2 separate regions of the Homo sapiens genome follow, and region 2 is linked to region 1. A link is a contact called in ENCODE Hi-C or POLR2A ChIA-PET data. All regions are on one chromosome and are shown on one strand. Each heading gives the region's core, a stretch centred on a gene start or an enhancer-like site at or near the end of the contact. The rest is flanking DNA. Distances are from core to core; before and after follow the strand shown. Region 1 overlaps SHE (Src homology 2 domain containing E). Region 2 holds the start of ADAR (adenosine deaminase RNA specific).

Region 1 (4,950 bases), core at 2,257-4,756:
AGAGAGAAGAGCTCAAATCGAGATTTCAGACTCCGGTCCAGGCAATCACTTCCTAACATGCATGGGAGCTTTAATTTTCTCTTGCCCAGGCTTCAAACATGCTACCTCCCTGGTTGAAGTCAAGAGCCCATAACACATGCTGTGTATGTCTGCATTGGGCACTTCTGTTCATTCTTCCATTCATTTTTTCATGCTGTAAATACAGCATGCCCACCCTGAGCCAGGCACTGAGTGGAGAGCTGTGTAAAGATGGACGGGGACCCAGCTCATATGTTATTCAGTGGTCCACCTGACTGTGTGACTAGATCACAAGCACCTTGAAGCCAAGGGCTCACTGTATCTTGCAAATGCGGTACACATGGTGGGTAGTCAAGAAAAATGGATTAAGTGAATGGCAGTCGCAGTCACAGTCCCTTGCAGTGGTTGTCTGGTTATTTTTATGGTTGTCACTTCTGGGTGTCTGAGGTTTCTGAGGCTATTTCCAGGCTGTTTCCTCCTCTTCGCTTCTCCTCATGTATCTGAATTCTCACCAACTCCAGTGTTACTTCTAAACTCTTTGGAGAATGTAACAGAGGTTGTGGAGCAAGGCCTGGAGCTTCCTTCCTGAGAAGGGTCCCCTACCCTCTGGTGTTGTCACCCATGTTGTCACACACCACCTCCTCAGGTGCCTTCTATTTTTGGAAAGATGGATGCTTTCTGACACAAAATAGGGGATCCCAGATAGGGATCAAAACCCTATCTGGTCTGTAGCCTGTGACAGTCAGTTTGCCTGTGAATTATTGAACGTAGAACACCTACAATACTGTTTAGTACTGACCTACTTCTCATCTATGAAGCCTGTGTCTTTGGAGCTGTGATCCACTCCTTGAGGACAGGAAGCATGTCTTGGGTTTATTTTGACTCCTTCACAGTGCCTAGCCAGTGCTGGTGGATGACTGACTGACTCATTATGACTGTACTGCTCAGCTGATTGGAGTTTAAAAAACTCAATTCATAAAGGGTATGTGGTAAAGCCACATACCCTTTATGCTCTAAAGCCACAGGTAGCCTTCACTCCCCACATCCACCCCTGCCACCCTCTAACCCAGAAAATGTTTTATTGCTTGGAGAAATAAAGGGAGGTATAAAGAGCCTTGGGGATAAGTGAAAGAGTTAGATGAATTGTTGCAAATCAACTGTACAACCAAAAAAAACAGGTGTTTGTCTAACTGGGACACATGATCAAGTGCAAAAGCTATCTGGAACTGGTTATAGAGATTTTGACCTCCTTGGATATGCAGGAGATGTCAGTAGCCATTTTGATACCATTGCCATTTTGGTATACGGTGGCCCTTAGCAACTGTCCTCTCTTGTTCTTTTTCAGGTCATCATTTTAGAAGACTATGCTGACCCTTATGATGCCAAACGGACAAAGGGTCAAAGGGATGCAGAGAGAGTCGGAGAGAACGACGGTTACATGGAACCATATGATGCACAGCAAATGATAACAGGTTTGTAAGCAGGCTCTACAGAATAGAGACTGAAATCTCACACTCAGTGAGTGTTGTAATATAGTAACCGGTGTCTATTGGGGAAGAGGGATAAAGCAATTTACCCAGATCCTGCTGACTTGAAGAAACAGAAATTAGACCCCAAACTAATGTCGGACTATTTAGGTAACTTCCTGTATGATTTAGTATCCTTCAGAGTTTTAGAATTTACAGGAGTCTTCAAAGTTTTTCTAGTTCTATGCAAGATGACATTTATGAGTGCAGATCTGCTCAGAATATGATGTTCAGTTTTAACATGATTATATACATTTTGGGGCCACTTTCAGAAGCTTTAACATTCATAATGGGAGTCATACATCTTACCAAGAAGCAAATACATACTTAAGGGATTTTAATCTATTAAAAAATGCAAGGATGGCCAGGTGCAGTGGCTCGTGCCTATAATCCCAGCACTTTGGGAGAGAGGCGGGCAGATCATATGAGGCCAGGAGTTTGAGACCAGCCTGGCCAACATAGTGAAACCCCATCTCTACTAAAAATACAAAAATTAGCCGGGTGTGGTGGTGCACACCTGTAATCCCAGCTATTTGGGAAGCTGAGGCACGAGAATCACTTGAACTAGGGAGGAGGAGGTTGCAACAAGCCAAGATTGCGCCACTGCACTCCAGCCTGGGCAGCAAAGCAAGACCCTGTCTCAAAAAGGAAAAAAAAAAAAAGGCCAGGCGCAGTGGCTCACGCCTATAATCCCAGCACTTTGGGAGGTCAAGGTGGGCGGATCACCTGAGGTCAGGAGTTCAAGACCAGCCTGACCAACATGGAGAAACCCTGTCTCTACTAAAAAAAAATACAAAATTAGCCAGGCATGGTGGCGCATGCCTGTAATCCCAGCTACTTGGGAGGCTGAGGTAGGAGAATTGCTTGAACCTGGGAGGCAGAGGTTGCAGTGAGCCAAGATTGAGCCATTGCACTCCAGCCTGGGCAACAAGAGTGGAACTCCGTCTCAAAAAAAACAAACAAAAACTGCAAACATGATGTGATTCTGTATTTTGTAGTAGAAGACTTTCTCAACAAGTTCTACAATATTGGAGCCAAGAATTTAATTACTAAGCAGTAATTATAAATTACTGCTGGCTGGGTGTGGTGGCTCACACCTGTAATCCCAGCACTTTGAGAGGCCGAGGTGGGCCGATCACCTGAGGTCGGGAGTTCGAGATCAGCCTGACCAACGTGGAGAAACCCCTGTCTCTACTAAAAATATAAAAAATTAGCCGGGCATGGTGGTGCATGCCTGTAATTCCAGATGCTCAGGAGGCTGAGGCAGGAGAATCACTTGAACTCGGGAGGCAGAGGTTGTGGTGAGCCAAGATCGTGCCATTGCACTCCAGCCTGGCCAACAAGAGGGAAACTCTGTCTCAAAAAAAAAAGAAAAGAAAAAAAAATCATTGCTGTGTAAACCAAGCCATTCAAGGCAACCACCTAAAACCAAAGACTAATCTTGTAACTTTTCAAGTCAGAACAATTCCAGTTTGTGAGCTAAGCAGTCACTCTGTCATTCTTAGTGTCAAACTTTTCCCTTTTAGTCATAATTCTCTTAAGTTGATGTAAATGATACTTAAATAAAAATAATATAGATTTATTTGTGAACTTTATGTCTTCACCTAGTTTTCCTTAAACAGTCTTCCATCCATAATGAGAAATGTAATTGCTGAATGCTGACTCAAGGGAGCCTTATTTGACTCTTGTGGGTTTCATGCCTGGGAAGAGTAACTGGTCCCACATGAAAGACTTTGTCTCTTCTGTTTAGAACAGATTGAAGAGCTGTCAAGCTCAGGTTCTCTAAGTATAGTCTCAGAAGAGTTGAGCAGAGAGTAGCAGCAGCACACTGGAAGGGCCAAGACAGTCTTCAGAATGAAAACGAGCTGGAACAGGAAAGCCTGGCTCCGCTTCCTGCTTCTCTGCTTACAGAGATAAGGCCCTCCGTGTGGGGAGGGTGTACCCTGGCCAGGCTGTGACCCTGAAGGTCACTGGACTGTGACCCCTAATGAAATCTGTGAATGAAAGGAAGTGAAAATGAACTGTCAGAGTTTTAAAAAACATCAGAGCCTTGAAAGGAATAGGGAAAAGAATTTACTTTTACATAAAATTGAGGAAAAGGATTTTCTTAAAAAAAAAAGTTTTATGCTTAATTGTGATTCACCTTTCTTTGTCCTTGGGTTTTTATTCTTATCTTTCTCTTTAACTGAAGTAGGTAGTTTATACCATACATCTGTTTATTTGGAGAGCTGCACTGATAAGAGGAAATGTGCTGTGATTTTATAAAAATGAATATAATTTTGGGGGGTTTTTTTGTTTTTTTTTTCATGTAATTCCCACAAGAGCTCTATAAGCTAGGGGACTACAATGCTGTCCCCCTTGTGACAGGGTGACAAAAAACAAGATCAAAGGGATTGGGGCTTGCCTGTGTTAAGGAGACATTTTAAGAGACAGAGCAGGAATTAGCACCCGGATCTCCCACTCCACATTGAGTGGTCTGCCCCTGACACCACATGGCGTTCAGGACACACTTGAAATGCCGTTTGCAAAACCACTGTAAACTTCACCCGTAAGTGAGGCACCTTTCCACTCAACCAAGAATGTTGTCTTCAGAAGTCAGAATTGTCCAACATGGAATAAATGTAATAATAATCGCTAGCATTTAATATTTGAGTGTGTATTAAGTTCCATGCTCTGTTTTAAACAATTTCTGAAAATAAATTCATTTAGGAATACAAAATTAATATATTCAGTTGGCAAATAAATTCAAATTTATTAAAAATCCAAATTACTAACTTTCTAAACTAGTGATCTAAGTATACTTTGGTCTTAACTTTAAAAAAGTTGTACTCGTGGATTTTAAAGTTTCTTCATTTAGAATATATATCACAAAGCACCTTCTCAATCAGTGTAGAGACTCTACCTCTTATTCTACCCGTAGGTTACAAGCTGGACAGAATAACAGGAAGTGAGTTTATCGGAAGCTAGAAATAAAAGATTTGCTGCTGGGCTTTTGTTTTTTGTTTTTTAAACCTTTTACTTTTTTATTCAGTTTGCTCCTTGTGTACCTGATTGTCAAGTCCAAGTTCGGAAATTTCCCGTCTTTCTTGAGAAATGAGAGTTTTTTTTACTTGTTTCAGCATTTCTGAAGATGGAAAGGATTTTAATGAACACAGTTGAACTGTGGAGTGGTTAAATCTGTGTTGCCATTCTTTGCATTGCCTTTTTTCTACCGGTGAAATGGGAATTACAGGCCTGGTTTTAACAATATCTTGGGCGTGTAGAATACTGCCCATATGTTGTTTTAGAATACCCAACAAATATTTCTTGAGGTTTTTTTTTTTATTATGTACTAGGCCCTGTCCTGAGCTCTGGGCATACAGGAAACAAGACCCACATGATTTCTGCCCTTGGACCTCACAGCCTA
Region 2 (4,996 bases), core at 1,102-3,601, 110 kb before region 1:
GCCCGGCCTCATTTTGTCTTTTATGCAGAGCATACTATAGTTTGGTTTTGCCTGGCTTGGGACTTTCTGTAAGTGGGATCATATAGTATACATATGGCTTTTCCCACTCAGTATCATATTTAGATAATTAGCTACCTTGTTGCATGCGTAGATCTTTCATTTTTGTTGCTGTATTGTATTCCATCATGGGCATATGCCACCATTTATCCATTTTACTTTTGATGGACATTTGGGTTGTTTCCAGTTTGGGGGCTATTAATTACAAATAATGCAACCATGAACTTCTTGGGGTTTACCATTACCTTTCTAGATAATGGTAAACTGGTTTCCTGTAGTGACTAAGAGCTGCTCTGCATCCTTGCTGCCACCTGGTCTAATCAGATGGCTAATGCTGTCTGTCTGGTGAATGGACAGTAGCTCACTGTAGCTATACTGTGCATTTCTCTGATGTGATGGGGTTGAGAACCTTTTCATATGTTTGATATTTTTTATCTCCTGTGAAGTTGTCTTTCGATTGTTTTTGCCCATTGTTATACCTACTGAGGGGTCTGTTATTCTTTCAACTAACCAGCCCTCTGAAGGCGAATATAAGGATACAAAACATGCTTCCTGCCCCCGAGGAGATGACTTGACAATTCTAGAGGCAGATATATGAACAAGAAGTACATGATAATTGTGATTACTGAGGCATCCATCTTCCCTAGCAGACTAGCTAAAGGATGGCGCTCTTATTTGTGTCATATCCTGGGTGCTTAACACAGTATCTGCCACATAATTAGGTGCTTAGTAAAGTTTTGTTAAATGATCGAATGGGGCGTTTTTAGCGCAGTGTGCAAGTGCCCTATTAGGGGTAGGCGCCCAGTAACTCGAGAAGCATGGAGTAGGAAACCACAAACAGCACCTGCTCCCCCTCCTCTCCCCCTACCTGCTGTGGGGAAGGCCTCCCTTGTAAATTTGAAAGGTTGATTCACGGGAAGCCGTGGAGGAGGTGCATGCTAGGCCAACGAATAGAATGTGCAAAGGCCCAGAAGGAAGACAGAGCCCAGCCTGCAAGGGAATGTTAATTTGGAGTGACTAACACCATGAAAGGGCATCAGCTGGAGATACTGCTATAAAGGGACTGCCTTGTAATTTCATAAGCATGGGGGTAAAATTAAGATTAAACACAGGGAAAGAACATTCTCACAGGTGAGGATGGTGTTGAACCCTAGAATAATCGTTTCCCAGATACCTTGAACAAAAATCCAGCAGTTAGAGAAGCCTGACCATGAAGCAAATTTGACTTTTGTCCCTCTAGATAACAAAAGTTATCTTTTTGAAAGTAATGGTGTAATTTGAATGAGTGTAGAGAAGCGCTGAAGACTGAGCTTTACTAAAGCCTTCAGACCTGGATTTGGCAGCAGCGTGGCCTTAGTCAAGCCTCGGTTTCTACACCTGCAAAGTGGGAATAATGCCTACCTTGGAGGGCTGTTGTGAAGATTAAGGGAGATAATACATGTAAAGTACTTAACCATTTGCCTGGTGGGGTAGTTTTTATGACCTAGATCCTAAATTGTTCACTGCTGCTGTTGCTACTCTTGGTACTTTTTACTGGCTGGCATCTGCTTGCTTAAGTTTATAACATAGTAGGAGCATTAACAAGGTCCCACGGTGGGGACCTTGGTCGTTTGACGAGATCTGCGCTCCCGCCCATCCCCTCCCCCCCCCCTCCACATTGGAGACGCGGCCACCACCGCGCTGGCGCGGAGAGAGGGAGGACCGGGCGTCATGCTGTTTCTGGCCTGAGGTTTTGTGTGCCTTTGTTTTCCTTTTGCTCTATTCGTGTATTCCTGCCTACGGCCTGTGCGGGGAATTAGGAGCTCAGTACTGAAACGGCGGTTTTCCTAAACAGTACCGGACGGGCGCGGGGGCTGACGCCTGTAATCCCAACACTTTGGGAGGCCGAGGTGGGCGGATCTCTTGAAGCCGGGAGTTCGAGACCACCCTGGCTAACGTGGTGAAACCCTGTTCTTACTAAAAATACAAAAAAAAAAAAAAAAAAAAAGCCAGGAGTGATGGCGCTCGCCTGTAATCCCAGCTACTCCGTAGGCTGAGGCAGGAGAATCGCTTGAACCCGGGGGGCAGAGGTTGCAGTGAGCCGAGATTGCGCCATTGCACTCCAGCCTGGGCAAAAAGAGCGAGACTCCGCCTCAAAAAAAAAAAAAAAAGTACCTTCCGTAGTTCTCATGCAGCGGAGGGGTTCGACTTGTAACCGGCCTGAAACCAAGCGTGGCGCAAGATTTGCTCAAGCCCCTCCTCTTGGCCAAACTTTCCGGAGGGGAAGGCTTTCCGAGGAAACGAAAGCGAAATTGAACCGGAGCCATCTTGGGCCCGGCGCGCAGACCCGCGGAGTTTCCCGTGCCGACGCCCCGGGGCCACTTCCAGTGCGGAGTAGCGGAGGCGTGGGGGCCTCGAGGGGCTGGCGCGGCCCAGCGGTCGGGCCAGGGTCGTGCCGCCGGCGGGTCGGGCCGGGCAATGCCTCGCGGGCGCAATGAATCCGCGGCAGGTAAGCCGGGCCGGCCTTGGACCTTCGCCGCCGTCTGGGTTCGTTTACAACCTCACAGGCTTTGTGTTGCAGTGCGTAGCGTGTGCGTCTTGTGAGTGTTAGAGTGTGTGTGTGTGTGTCGTCTTGCCAAGCAGCATTGCTGGTTTAGGAATTTGTGCGTCTTGTGAGTGTGTGTGTGTGGGTGTGTGTCGTCTTGCCAAGCAGCATTGCTGGTTTAGGAATTTGTGCGTCTTGTGAGAGTGTGTGTGTGTGTGTGTGCGTGTGTGTGTAGTCTTGCCAAGCAGCATTGCTGGTTTAGGAATTTGTGAATTTGTATCCTGCTCATTAATTCTGCAGAATGGAGCAGTGCGTGAAGAGGGCTTGGGGGAAAATGCGCCCCCGTCTGAGTAGGAAGGCCTGAGCCCATGTCAAGGCAGACACATCGTCTCCCTTTCTGCTAGGGCCCCTTGTGGAACCCCCTACCCCCGCTTTAGCCCCACTTGAACAACGTTCGGACTTTGAGCAGCGCACACTATCCTCAGCTCACCTTATCCACCTCCTGAAGGCCTTCTGGGAGTTAAAAATGGCACTTAAGCTGTAGGAGAAAGCTTGTTAACCACTTTATAGCTAAAAACTGGGAAAACACAAATGGCCTTCAGCAGGTTAACAGATAAACTGAAATACATCCACATAATGGGATACTGCTTAGTAGTGAAGAGGAAATACTGTTACAAGTAACAACACGGGTGACTCGCAAGTGCGTTATGCTAAGCACGAGAAGCCAGACTCAAAAGGCTGCATACTGTATGAGTCCATTTATATGACATTCTGGAAAAAAAAAACCACAGTTATAGGGATGGAAAGTGGATCCGTGGGTGCCAGGGACTGGGTATCGTGGAAGAAATTGATTGTTGAGTGGCATGAAAAAGCTTTTTAGGGAAATAGAAATGTTCTATATCTTGATTGTGGTGGCGATTGTCGAAATTCATAGATTTATACACTTAAAAGGATAAATTTTACTGTATCTAAATTATATACCTCAATTTTGTTAAGATATATATATATTTTTTTTTTTTTAAGCACTCCTTTGAAAGGATTAAGGACGCCTAACTTGAAGGAAAAGCATTTCTGCACAGGTGTCAGTGTATTGCACTGTGGAACCTGTGTGGTAAAGGCAAAGGGGGTAGTGCTTATCTCTTGATCCTAAATATGTGAGACCAGATTAAAGTGAAATCTGGGAGGCAATGAATGTTAAATGAGTTGTTATGTAATTTGCATAGAGGTGATGCTGAGAGATTTAGAAAGGATCACTGTGGGTTGCTTGCTCACTTTCTTGCTCTCCTATTCCGTAGCTTTCCAAATGGCTGTACTCAACGGTGGCTTGGTGTTTAGGGGATTTAAGGGGGGCAAAAAGAAAGATTAATAATCTCCTCCTCTCCCTCTAACCCTACTGCCCTAAGATATCCTTAGCAAACTTACATCTCCTTTCTTTTCTCTGTGTTCATTCCATTGTGCGCACACATACACATTCATGGATTTTCTCTTTTTGTTTAGGGAAAAAAATTATAATGTACATACTATTCTACAACTTTTTGTTGTTTTATTGAACATTATATGATTCCTAAATTATCCCCAGGTGAATACAAATAGATATGACACATTTTAAAAAAATAAAATAACTGGCCGGGCGTGGTAGCTCATGCCTGTAATCCCAGCACTTTGGGAGGCCGAGGAGGGCGGATCAGGAGATCGACACCATCCTGGCCAGCATGGTGAAACCCCATCTCTACTAAAAATACAAAAATTAGCTGGGTGTGGTGGCGTGCGCCTGTAATCCCAGCTACTCCGGAGGCTGAGGCAGGAGAATCACTTGAACCCGGGAGGCGGAGATTGCAGTGAGCTGAGATCACACTGCACTCCAGCCTGATTGCAGTGAGCCGAGATCATGCCACTGCACTCCAGCTTGGCAACAGAGCGAGACTCCGTCTCACAAGAAAAAAAATAACCGTGTGAGTACTATTCCATAGAATGAATGTTTCATAATTTAATTCTTCTATAGACAGACATTAAAATATTTTCCAGATTTGGGCCAAGAGTAGCAGTTTAAAAAACATTTAGCTTTTAACTGACTCTAGCCACTTTGAAACACAATTTTTTTTTCCCAAGGTCACTCAAAGAGCTAATAGGAGAACCCCTAAGTCCCATAATTCAGCTCTGGGAGCCAGCACTCACTCTGTACACACATTTGCCTCTGTCCCTAGCAATATGGTGGGCGTGAGGGTGCAGCAAGAGGAACAAGAAAGAAATGATTGCTTGCATAGTGGCGTCTTGTTCATGCAGTCATTAATTCAACAAATGTTTGTTGAGAATCAGCTTTGTGCCAAGTGCTAGAGAGGTTGAGATGATTGAAGCATAGTCCTTGACCCCCAAGAGCTCACCATGGAATCAACTGAAGCCCCTCATCAGTACTGT

The links. Hi-C counts contacts between places; a loop is a spot of excess contacts on that map. ChIA-PET counts read pairs that join two places held with the same protein, here RNA polymerase II (POLR2A). Pooled maps may share reads with other maps.
Region 2: a pooled map shows a loop between it and region 1 (4-fold over the local background). The contact joins the promoter of ADAR here to the enhancer-like site in region 1. A Hi-C loop is called at or near these places in 9 of 50 pooled maps. POLR2A ChIA-PET finds 5 or more read pairs at or near these places in 9 of 52 experiments (GM12878, OCI-LY7, SK-N-SH and 6 more).

What each region holds. Positions count from the first base shown.
Region 1 is chr1:154,495,652-154,500,601 of GRCh38, reverse strand. SHE (Src homology 2 domain containing E) reads left to right here. Exons shown (of 6, transcript NM_001010846.3): 2 at 1,364-1,490. Among named protein-coding and RNA genes, the nearest start is that of TDRD10, 4.1 kb to the left of the region's middle. Within about 2 kb of position 3,506, at least 13 of the 41 ENCODE cell types and tissues checked have a DNase peak (open chromatin) inside an H3K27ac peak, as active enhancers do; they include GM12878, OCI-LY7 and endothelial cell of umbilical vein, where a contact is called at or near this core.
Region 2 is chr1:154,605,541-154,610,536 of GRCh38, reverse strand. It overlaps ADAR (adenosine deaminase RNA specific), which reads left to right and starts at 2,351. Exons shown (of 15, transcript NM_001111.5): 1 at 2,351-2,545. The coding sequence starts at 2,531. RefSeq lists enhancers at 252-331, 415-1,408, 2,078-2,467 and a silencer at 2,468-2,577.